Regions from separate parts of the Mus musculus genome. Here region 2 is linked to region 1. Evidence: chromatin loops called from intact Hi-C (ENCODE). Cell type or tissue: gastrocnemius. All regions are shown on one strand. Links, peaks and the distances in the headings refer to the core of each region. The heading gives the core; the rest is flanking DNA.

What was found. A loop is a pair of places that touch in the nucleus more often than their neighbours do. Peaks named below come from ENCODE experiments on the same cell type or tissue, not always from the same donor. Only the 100,000 strongest peaks of a DNase experiment are listed, where the experiment ranks them.
Region 2: a loop joins it to region 1, with 1.9 times the contacts of the local background. A loop is called at or near these places in 10 of 42 quality-filtered maps.

The regions. Positions count from the first base shown.
Region 1 is chr9:44,507,662-44,513,032 of GRCm38, reverse strand. Bcl9l (B cell CLL/lymphoma 9-like) reads right to left here. Exons shown (of 9, transcript NM_030256.3): 7 at 5,163-5,371; 8 at 4,599-4,880; 9 at 1,127-4,337. The coding sequence ends at 3,250. It overlaps Cxcr5 (chemokine (C-X-C motif) receptor 5), which reads left to right. Exons shown (of 2, transcript NM_007551.3): 2 at 1-1,246. Among named protein-coding and RNA genes, the nearest start is that of Bcl9l, 11 kb to the right of the region's middle. In gastrocnemius, for the core only: a CTCF peak has its summit at 2,755 (motif pointing right); DNase peaks (open chromatin) are centred at 3,251, 3,559, 3,899, 4,614 and 7 more places; H3K4me3 peaks cover 2,054 bases; H3K27ac peaks cover 3,790 bases.
Region 2 is chr9:44,565,159-44,570,529 of GRCm38, reverse strand. No RefSeq gene overlaps it. Among named protein-coding and RNA genes, the nearest start is that of Ddx6, 37 kb to the left of the region's middle. In gastrocnemius, for the core only: no CTCF peak of the experiment used is centred there; a DNase peak (open chromatin) is centred at 2,802; H3K4me3 peaks cover 220 bases; H3K27ac peaks cover 2,381 bases.

The sequences.
Region 1 (5,371 bases), core at 207-5,206:
GAACTCCATACACCTCCCATCCTAACCAGCTAAAGCTAAGCTCAGCTTTATTTCTTCCTGGCCATAGGGACAACCACCTCTGCTGTGGCCCACAGTCTCATCTTCCTCCTGATTATGAGCCCAGACTCTCCTCCCAGAATGTATTCCATCATCTTAAAGACTACTGGCTGCCACAGCTACCCACCACTCCTATACCACAGAGGAATAGCCAGCTGGCGGCGGCAGACTATGGCCTTAATGTGCCTGTCTCATAAATACAGACTTCATGCCAGACCTTCAACCGTGCCTTTCTCTTAACCAAGCAGAAAGCTGAAACCGATCTACTTTAGGTAGCTGTCTGGTTCCAACCTAACCAGCATTGGGTCAGCCCCATGTTACTGGATCTTGGATTACAGACTGAGGGCAAGTTCCAGAAGGTTCTGGAAGCTAGCCAGTATCCTAAGAAGAGTAAAGGGCAAGCCAGCAGGAAAGAGGCCCAGTGGAAAAGTGGAAAGACACCTTTTCCAGGCTCTAAGGAAGAACAAGTAAAAATCAAACCCAGCTGTCTTCTCCACCCATTGTACCAAAGCTTACAGACTGGTGGGGAAATGAGATCCAGGGCCCTCGTGGATTCTACGCACCAATGGGGAAGGAAGCCAACTTGCCTGGGGAAAGCAAGATAGCAAAGTGGTCCTAGCCTCAAGAGAGGGGACACCTAGCTAAGAGAATGACGACAGAGGTTCCTGTCTTCATTAGGCAGAGGCAATATAAGAAGCCAACCTGGGCAGGCAAGTCCTCAAACCCCAGGAAGGCAGTACCCTGCCCCTGGGAGGGTACCACTCACATGGAACCAGAGGAAGCTGCTCCATGCATACATAGGGGAAGTTAGCAGGCAATTCTGAGCTCGGCTTCCTCCCAGCCACCGATCTGGGGGCGTGGGGGTAGGAAGCAGAGTTGCCTAGTACCACTCAAGCCAACCGTACAAGCTCCCTGGGGGATCCCACTGGGGAAACCAATGCTATAGCTTCAGAGACTGTATCCTCATTGCAGAACCGTGAAGACACCTGGGGACCCCCTTTTCTGCTCCCAGCATCCAACAACCAGCTGGGAAGAGGCAAACCGGGCACAGAAATAAAAATGCAAGAGATGGCATTTTTGAATTTTCTCTTTTTAATAAAAAGGCACCTATAAAACAGGTCAATACAGGCAGAGACCCCCGGAACAAGCCTAAAAAGTGTTTCAAAATAAAAACAGGAAGATGTCTTCACATATTGTATTTATATATTTATATTTTATATATATATTTATATAATGGTACAAAATGGCTGGGGTATGGCCATGGATGGAGGGAGAAGGCTGGCCTGTGGAGATCACCTTGGGAAGCTAGTGGTAGAGGTGGGAGACGAGGGCACAAGAAGAGGGCATTGGGCCCTTTGTGGCCGGAGCCCTCTCCTTGGAGCAGGGCAGGCTAGACAGTCTGGGCAGGGTAGGGATGTGGGTGGGGGCACAAGGCCCAGATGGAAGCAGGGAGGGCAGTGTCTGGCAGGAAGGACAGGTTTCCACCCACCTCTCAACACAAGAGACCTTGGCTATGGTCCCTGGGAGGAGCAGGGGAAGCCAGGGGCCTGCAGCCAGCTCTGGAGGGGGCTTGGTGCCTGGCCTGGCTGATGGTGGACAGCACCAGACTGGGAGAAGTGGGCACAAATTCCCTTTGTATTACAGCTGCCAAGGCAAAACCAGGCCCTGCAGGTCAGAAAGGCTGGGGACAGGGCCCTGGTAAAAGACACCCTGTCTAGAATGGCCCTTGGCCCTGGAGGCAGGACAGGAAAGGCCTTAGCCAGGGAGCTGCCCGCCACCTTACAAGGCAGGAAAGGACGTGAGAAAAACAGAAGTAGTTTACTCCTGGGGCCAAAGGGGACAAAACACCCATTCCTGTATGGCTTGAGTCTGACCAGGGGCGGGTGAGGGGCTCTCCTGGGAAGTCAGAGGAGAGGCAGTGGCTGTGTCTGGTGGGCATAGACAGATCTGGTGCATGGCCCTGAGCCCTGGACAGAAGGACCTTGCAGAGAGTAGGCAGGCAGAGGAGGCAACAGGATGTTCTCGCTCACACTGCCTTCCCTCGCTCTGCACTAGAGGTGGAGGGCCAACTCTGTACCTTCCTTCTTTGGTGAGAAGCAAGTGGTGGTTTCTAGAAGAGTCCATGCCCTGAAGGGTTACCTGGCCCACGGCTACTGCAGCCAGGGTCCCAGCATCCTAACCCCTCCATAGCTCCATTCTATGGGGCCACACGCTGCCCCTTCCTTCTCGCCTTTTATCCTAGAATGGGGATAAAGGGCTTCAAGTTCTGGCTAAGATGTAGCAGCAGAGGCACCCAGGCTGGGGGCCCTATGTCACTGGTGTGGGTAAACACATGTACATGTGCGCACCTGCTCTCTGGAAATCACTCAGCAGCAGACAGGCGGCCGTCGTAGAGGGACGGGGGTAGATTCTCAGTCCTCAGGGGCTCACCAAATGGAAGCCTAGATGGTCTGATCTCATTTTATAGGTGGGGCTTATGGAGGGTGCATAGGACTGTATGTCTCTGGGTCCAGAGGAATGAAGGGTGTGATCATTTGAAAGAGGGGGGAAGGTTTTTTTTTTTTTCTCAATCTTTTTTTTTTCTTGTGTGTGACTTCTATCAAGACACAGAAATACGGCACACGCACAAACCGGCACAAAAGCCCAGCTCTATTTACAGCTCCGCTGGCACCTGCCCACCTGGCCAGCTGCCTGCAGGGGGCGTGGGAGAGGAGGTCAGCCACGTCAGTAGGGAAAGGAAATGAGGCAGAAGGAAAACAGGGTAAAAGCAGAGAGACGGGAAGGCGAGAAACGGACCTGAAGCGCCGCCGGCAAGGTGACAGTCCACGACGGGTCAGAGGATGGAAGACCCTCCTCTCTCCCCAAGGACCCCCAAAACATAGCTGAAAGCGGGGAAGTGCAAAGACAAAGGGAGACAGAAGCTCCACGGGAAAGGGGGGGGGGGCAGAGGAGGCGCAGTCCTAGTGACAGAAATGGAGCAGAGCCCGATTCCAACTCCTCACCCGACACTTGCCGCTTCCCCCTCAGCTGCCAGCACAGCAGGTTTCCACAAACACCACTCCCCACACAAGCCCGTTCCCACCCGCCACCCTACCCCTGGACCCAGGCCATCCATCCCAACACTGGAGGAAAAACAAAACTTTTTAAAGTTAACATATTTTCAGTTTCCCCAGCCCCAGACCGAGGGGCCTGCTAGAAGGGTAGATTGGCCATGCTGCCCGGCGTTGGCAGGTAGCCCATCTGGCTGTCCAGAGACACACTGCGCTGACGCAGAGGGTGGGACACCATGAGGTTCTGCTGGGGTGGGGGGCCCATGAGGGAGCCCTGTGGGGAGAGCATGTGGGGAGGCTGGGTGTAGACCTCGCCCCCCACACCCCTCTGCTTCATCAGCATAAAATTCTGCTGGGTCATGAGGCCTTGTGGAGGGGACATGACCCCCTGGTGCAGGCCATGGGGCACCATGCCCTGTTGTGGGGGCACACCTGTCCTGCCCAGCAAGGACATCTGTCCAGGGTGGCACATGGACATGCTGAGCCCCCGCTGGACCCCCTGTTGGCCCGGGAGGTTGGGGGGTCGAGACGGGGTCTGCTCTGCCATCATGTTCTGCAGGTTCATGAGATGCAGATTGGGGGGCTGGGCCTTGGGGGGCTGGTTCTCGCTCTTGGGGAAGTACTGGAGGGTGCTGCTTGGTTTCTCAGAGGGGATGATCCTGGATAAGTCGAACTCAGGAATGCCGGTAGGGGTGGGCCGGATCACCTCACTCAGCTCTGGGTCATTCAGTACCGATGCCACCCCAGGGAGCACCCCGGGTGGGTATGCGTCGCCCATGCGGCCAGTCATGCCTTTGCCCATTAGGTGCTGCTGGGGGGGTATGGGACCCGGTGGCTGGGTGGGCAGGTCCTCGGGGGGCAGGGCCATGCCTGAAGGGTAGTGCTGCTGCAGGCCTGGGCCCCCGGCCCCGGTGGGGGCCATGGCACCGTGAGGTTGCTGCAGCCGAGGAGGGAAGGACATCATCTGGGAGGAGCTGGGCACAGGGCCACAAGGGGCATTTAGGGAGTCTGGGCCTCCTGGGGCCATCATCATTGAGTTTTGAGAAGAGCCCCCAGTCCCCTGTGCATTGGGATGCAGTGGAATGTTGGACCCCAGAGGGGTGGGGGAGGGCAACATAGTAGGGGGAGGCTCATGGGACAGGGGCTGCTGGCCTGGCAAGTTCATGCCCATGGGGCTCTGGGCAGCAGCAGGGTTCATGTGCATCTGGTTGGGCTGGTTATTGCTGATACCTGTGGGAGGAAGGACGAACGGGACATTAGAGGCCATGCCCACCCAGTTTGGGGAGGGGTCTCCCAGTCCTTCCCAGCCCACTAAAGAGCTCTGGGCTAGGTTTCATGAAGCGATGGTAGTCATTCAAACGGGGCCTCAGAGCTCACACCACCCCCATGAGCAGAGACTATAGAAGCATGCAGAAGCCAGCATGTCCACGGGGGCAATTCCTAAGCAAACCCACTGTTGCCACTCCCAGAGAGAGCTCTGCCTCCTCGCACCTGGCCCAGAGCCCTGCGGTGGTGGGGGTGGGGGTAGCAGGGGCCGGTCAGGCAGCAGCTCGTCATCTGAGGTGGCGATGGTCTTGATGGCGTTGTGGTATAGCGGGGTCGAGCTGGGCATGGCGTACTTGGACATCTGAGACATCATCAGTGACAGAGGGTTCTGGGAAGGGGTGGGGTCTGGGGAGGATGTGAACGGTAGGCTGGGGTTCATGAGGCCACTGGAAGGGTTGGCGGGAGGAGCGGAGGAGCTGTTCCGGGGTGCGCTAGGTGGAAGAGCACCTACAGAAGCGGAGAGACAGAAAGAGAGCGGGAGGGGGGGTGTCACTAGCGAGGTTAACGTCCCCCAAATCTCCACCTCACGTCAGACACACCCATATCCCACTGACCACAGGTTCCCTGTGGTCCCTACGGCCCATGCTTCTCCAAGCAGTTTCCCCAGTGGGGAAAGTCCTAGCTCCAAGTGGCACCCTTCAAGATGTTTAAGAGGCTCCGGCAGAGCATGCCCCTGCAGGAACCTACCCGCCACCAAGGCTCCCACCCAAGCCCACCTAGATCACTCACCCTGTTCCACGTTGCCCAGGGTGGAGGAAGAGTTTATGCTGAGAGGTGGCTGCTTGTTCTGGGAGACCCCAGGACTAGGCATGGCTGTCTTGGGAGAGGCGACCCAGCCTGGAGAAGGCACCGCCATGGAGGGAGACTTGAGCCTGCTGGGTGAGCCAGTGGGTGAACGCACACCGAGGGAAGAGCTGAGGACCTGGGGTGACTTGAGA
Region 2 (5,371 bases), core at 107-5,106, 58 kb before region 1:
TAAAGGGCTCCATTTGTTGTCCCTCCTGTTTGTTGGAGGGATGTCATCCCTCCTGCTCAGAGAAGGCTCATGTCTCTTTCAGAAGTAGTTTTACCCTGACCCCCCTTATGCACCCCTCTTTCCTCTGAAAAGCCCCTTCCCAATTACCTATATATTACTTATAGAATCTTTTTTTTTCTTTTTTTTTTTTTATCTTTTTTTTTTTCCATTTTTTATTAGGTATTTAGCTCATTTACATTTCCAATGCTATACCAAAAGTCCCCCTTACCCACCCACCCCCATACTTATAGAATCTTTATGTATCCACTTTATCCAGAAAGTTCTTTCCATATCCTGAACAGCAGAGCCATGTAAGCTAAGAGCCAGGAAAGCTATAGACTCTAGAGTAATTGGTCAGATTTATATATAGAATATATCAAGAGCTCCACTAAAAAAAATAATAAAATAAATGAACTTGAACGGTTCACAAAAGAGGAAACATATTGTGCTAAAAGACACGTGGGAAAAAGTTCTACTTCAGTAGTAACAAAAGCAATGCAAATTTTAAAAAACCCAGGTACCACTTTCATCTATACAACTTGTACAAAAATTTTAAAAAGAAGAAAGAAAAATGAATATCCAGTAGCAGGAAGCATGAAGCCCAGTGACCTTCCTCATGCAGTGCAGTGGTCTTCCTCATGCAGCCCAGTGACCTTCCTCATGCAGTGCAGTGACCTTCCTCATGCAGTGTAGTGGTCTTCCTCATGCAGCCCAGTGACCTTCCTCATGCAGTGCAGTGACCTTCCTCATGCAACAGTGACCTTCCTCATGCAGCGCACCTCTGTGAGTTTGAGGCCAGCCTGGTCTACATAGTAAACTGTCTCAAAAGAAAAATAAAAGTGGACCCTGGAAGGAAACTCAGGTCTCCAGCTGTGGAGACATGTTTATCCATGAGCTCTCTCATCCCCTCTCAAGGATCCCCATATCATGAGAAAATGCTGCTTTTGTTGTTTGTTTGTTTTGTTTTGTTTTGTTTTGTTTTTTTGAGATAGGGTGTCACTATGTAGCACTTGGCTGGCCTGGAACTCACAACACAGATCAGGCTGTCTTCAAATTCATGGAGATCCACCTGTCTCTATCTCCAGGTACTGGGACTGAAGAAATGTGCCATCCTAGCCACCGAGAAAATATTTTTTATAAAAAGATTCATTACTTTTTTAAACCATGCATATGTGGAGAGATATGCACATATGTGTCTGGGTGTTTATGGAAGCCAGAAGAAGGTGTCAGATCTCCTGGAGGAGGAATTACCGTTGCTCACGAACCTTTGCTGTGGAGGCGTGAACTGAACCCCGTCCATCCTCTGAAAGAATAGTGAGTTGTCTTAACCTCTAGGCCAGTCTCCAAGCCCACGAAGAAGCTTATAAACAGCATTAAGCAAAACCAAACAAACAAACAAACAAAAGCCCCACCAACAGTTATACAAAGCTCATATCAAAAACAACAGGAAAAGAAGGCAACTGAGCTTGATCTGTTGTTCATTGGTTTGGTTTTGAGACAGGTTTTACTCTGTATCCCAGGCTAGTCTGGAATTCATTATATAGCCTAGGCTATCTTCAAGCTCTTGGCAATCCTCCTACCACAGACTGCCAAGTGTTAGACTACAGGCATGTACCACTGTATCATGTCTGGATGACAAGGGTGCATCACCATGCCATGGCAGGCTTTATTGTTATTGTTTAACATTATTCTTTCAAATTTAAAAATAGCTATTTCAAGTATATGAGCCTTTTACCTGCACTTGTGTACCTGGTGCCTGCAGCGGTCACCAGGTCTTCACTGTTGCTGCTGTTTGTTTGTTTGTTTGTTTCAAGATAGAGTTTCTCCATGTAGCTCTGGTTGTCCTGGAACTCGCTCTGTAGACCAGGCTGACTTCGAACTCAGAGAGCTCTCTGCCTCTTTCTCCCAAGTGCTGGGAATAAAGTCATTCATCACCACAGCCTGCCTAAAAGTAACTTTTAAAAAAAATCGCTGTCCTTTTTCCTGTCTGTAGATTAATATAATGAAGTCCTCTTTTTGATTTGGACCAAGAGTTAAATCTTAGGATAACAGTTAAACTTGTCATTCCTGCCCAGTAAGGCCCCACACTCTGGCCTGGGTTGCTGTGTCTTTCTTTAGATCCCCTGTGAAGAGCTTTCTCTATTGACAACCATGGAGAGTCAGGTGGGGTTTCATTCAGGCTGCGAGGAGGAACGATAACCCCAGAAACAATAAAAACAAACTCACTGTTGCTATGAACTTCTAGCACCAGTTCACAAATAATACAAAAGCACCCTCCCCCCCCCGCCCCTCCCTCCCGCACCTCCCCAACTTCCGGTCCTGTCTGATGAGGGAGAGGAAAGTCAGTAAACCCAAAAGTGCCAGAAGAGGATTGTGCCGTGACAAACAGGGAAAGGACCGAAGGAACAGGCCTGAAGGCTCACGGGGACCTAACAGATCTAGCGGAGGCACCAGTGAGGTGGCTGGCCTAAGGGAAGCCTCTAAAGGGAGCTCCTAATGAATTTAAAGACAGGTAAAGGTTAAATGGCAAATAGCGGTTAGAATTCTGAGCACACTAAAAAGCATGACCAACATTAAAATATTACATAGCTTTCCTTTTAGTCCAGTGTGTGTGTGGTGAGTTTGAGGAAGTAAAGAGGGCTGATATTTCGAGGAGTGATGTCAGCTGAGAGTAGAAAGTGAGACGGAGGTTACGTAAGTGGTCAGGAGCTGGTGCAGCCAGTAACACTCATACCCTGTCAGCATGAGGGCCTGAGTCCAGGCTCAGCGCCCACACAAATGCCAGGCTGTAGAGAGAGAATATAAAAAAAAATAGCTCAATGCCAGCCTTTGTCTTCCACTGGTGTTCACATGCCTAAACACACACACACACACACACACACACACACACACACACACACACACACGACACAGACATAACTTGCAAAAGTTAGGTCATATTAAGGGGAGTGTCACCCAGCTAGGCTCATAAGGGGAATGTCACCCAGCTAGGCTGGCTTTGTTGCACTGGGAAAGGAACCCAGAGCCTGTGCCCGCCAGACAGGTGGCCTACTACTGAATGGCATCCCAGCCTGGGTCCCCATGTCCCTGAAGGAATTTGGGTAAGGGTGTAAACATCTGTATTTTCCCTTGTAGGGACTTTTACCCAGATATGTGAGGATCTAAGAAGAAATAGAAAAAGAAAGAATCGTTACCATAAACAATTTTAAACAAATACAAGAGAAGTCGCAATACAATTATGGCCTGGCACGCGCTTGTCACCAGAAGAACAAAAGCAAAAGTATAACTTTAACACACTAAATATTCAGAGAATTTCCCTTCCTTCAACTTTTTAATTAATTAATTAGGATGGGGTCTTTCTACATAGTCCTGACTGTCCTGAAACTTACTACATAGACTAGGTTGGCCTTGAACTCATAGAGATCCACCTGCCTTGGTCTCCCTAGTGCTGGGATTAAAGGTGTGCACCACCATGGCCAGCTGTGTTAATATTCTTAAATCCAGGGCTCTGTGGCTTTCGTTTTATTTTACTTTTCAGGGTTTTTGTTTCTTTGTTGTTTTGTTTTGTTTTCAGACAGGGTCAGACCAGCCTTGAATTTAAGTTCTCTGTGTCTCTGGCTCCTAGCCCTGGGTACTGTCTCAGGCTCTATCTTTGCTTTATTACAGGAGGCCCAGAGTCAAAGGAGATATTTTTCATTTGCACGGTCAGCAGGTGACTCGCTAAGAACACGTTCAACTGCCCCTCAGTTCCAGCAGTAGTGTACCCTGTACCCATTGCTTCACAGAGAGGCCCAGTGGCTTGGTAAAGTTTGCTCTCTAGTTTGACTGTTGGAATTGATGTTATTTTTGTAAATTGACATTTTTTTTGGTCAGTTTCTAATTTCACAGTGGTGTTTGACATCACTTTTCTCGTCTCCTCTCTTCCCATTTGCTCTGCAAGAGCGTTACAAAGGTGTGCAACCTTCAGCCAAGGCTCCTTGCTAACGCCAATGAACGCCTAGCGTTATACAGACAGTGTGATATTTGAGTTTCCTGGTGGTAAACAGATCACCACCTGAAGTTGCCATTTTAAGCTCTTCCTTTGCATCTAAAATTTGTCCGTTGGATCAACACTCATTTAATTTATATAAGGTTACTATACACGGCAGTTGTTTCCTAGGTATTTTCAGAGAAACATGCTGATAGCCTCAGGCAGAGCCAGGAACACGGGCTTTGGATGGGATGGGATGGGAGTCTGTATGGATGGGCTGTTACAGTCCATTGAGACATTGCAGCCTTTTTGTTTAGCTTTGTGTGGGACTGAACCCTCTGGACTTCCCACGTGCTAGACAAAGGCTATGCCACTGAGCCTCCTCCCTTGCCCTGGATCTTCCAAGACAGTGTGCTTCACTATGTAACCCAGGTTAGCCCTCAAACTTGTAACTCTTCTACTTTCACATCCCAAACGTGGGGATCACAGGCACAGATCACCAAACTTGACTCTGAATGGATCTATCTGGTGACTGTCTGGACTGGACACAGGTGGGTGTTAGAAGTTAAAGGGGAGGAGCTGAAGAGATGGCTCAGTTGTTAGAATCCTTGTGGTGGACAGAGTTCAGCTCCCAACACCCCTGTCAATTGTCTGGAACTCCAGCTCCACCGGATCTGATGCCCTGGTCTCCACAGGCACCTTCATTCACATACATATCCCCACATTCGAGCACACACACATAATTAACAATAGTGAAGTTAAATCTTTACGAAGAGGAGAATGAAATCGGGCAGCATGGGCAAGTGTTGGAACCCTCAGAAAAGAGGCAGCGAGCCAGGCCCAAGAGGCTTCCTTTGTGTGTGAGCGGTGGACCAGGAAAGCGAAAGTAGGGGGTGGAATTAAGAGATAGCCTGCCTTGGAAACAGAGTGGCATCTCTTCTGGGCTTGCTTGAGTAACTTTCCGTTGCCTCTAGGAAGCCAGTGGGACTCTCTGCTCTGAGATAAGCAGGCCCAAACTCTATCTACTCCTCTCCCTGCTCCTAGAGGCTGTGGCTGTGTGTGCAGCCTGCATTTGGCTGCTGGGTGGAGGGACCATGTTAACACAGGGGAAAGAGCCTCAGATCTACTGCAGAGATGTTTGCAGGGGTTCATGCCCTTCAGTGGGTACGATCCCACTCCATGCTGATCCCACTTGGATCTGTCTTATCTATGCTTTCAATTTGGATCCTGAACAGGCCAGGGCTTTCTGCAAGCTGGGATGTTGGGAAAGTCTCTTCAGCTGTTTGACCCTACTCTCTTGCCTGTACCTAAGGCTGAGCAGTCCAAACCTCTGACGTCCTAGGGGCCAAAGCACCTTTTGTT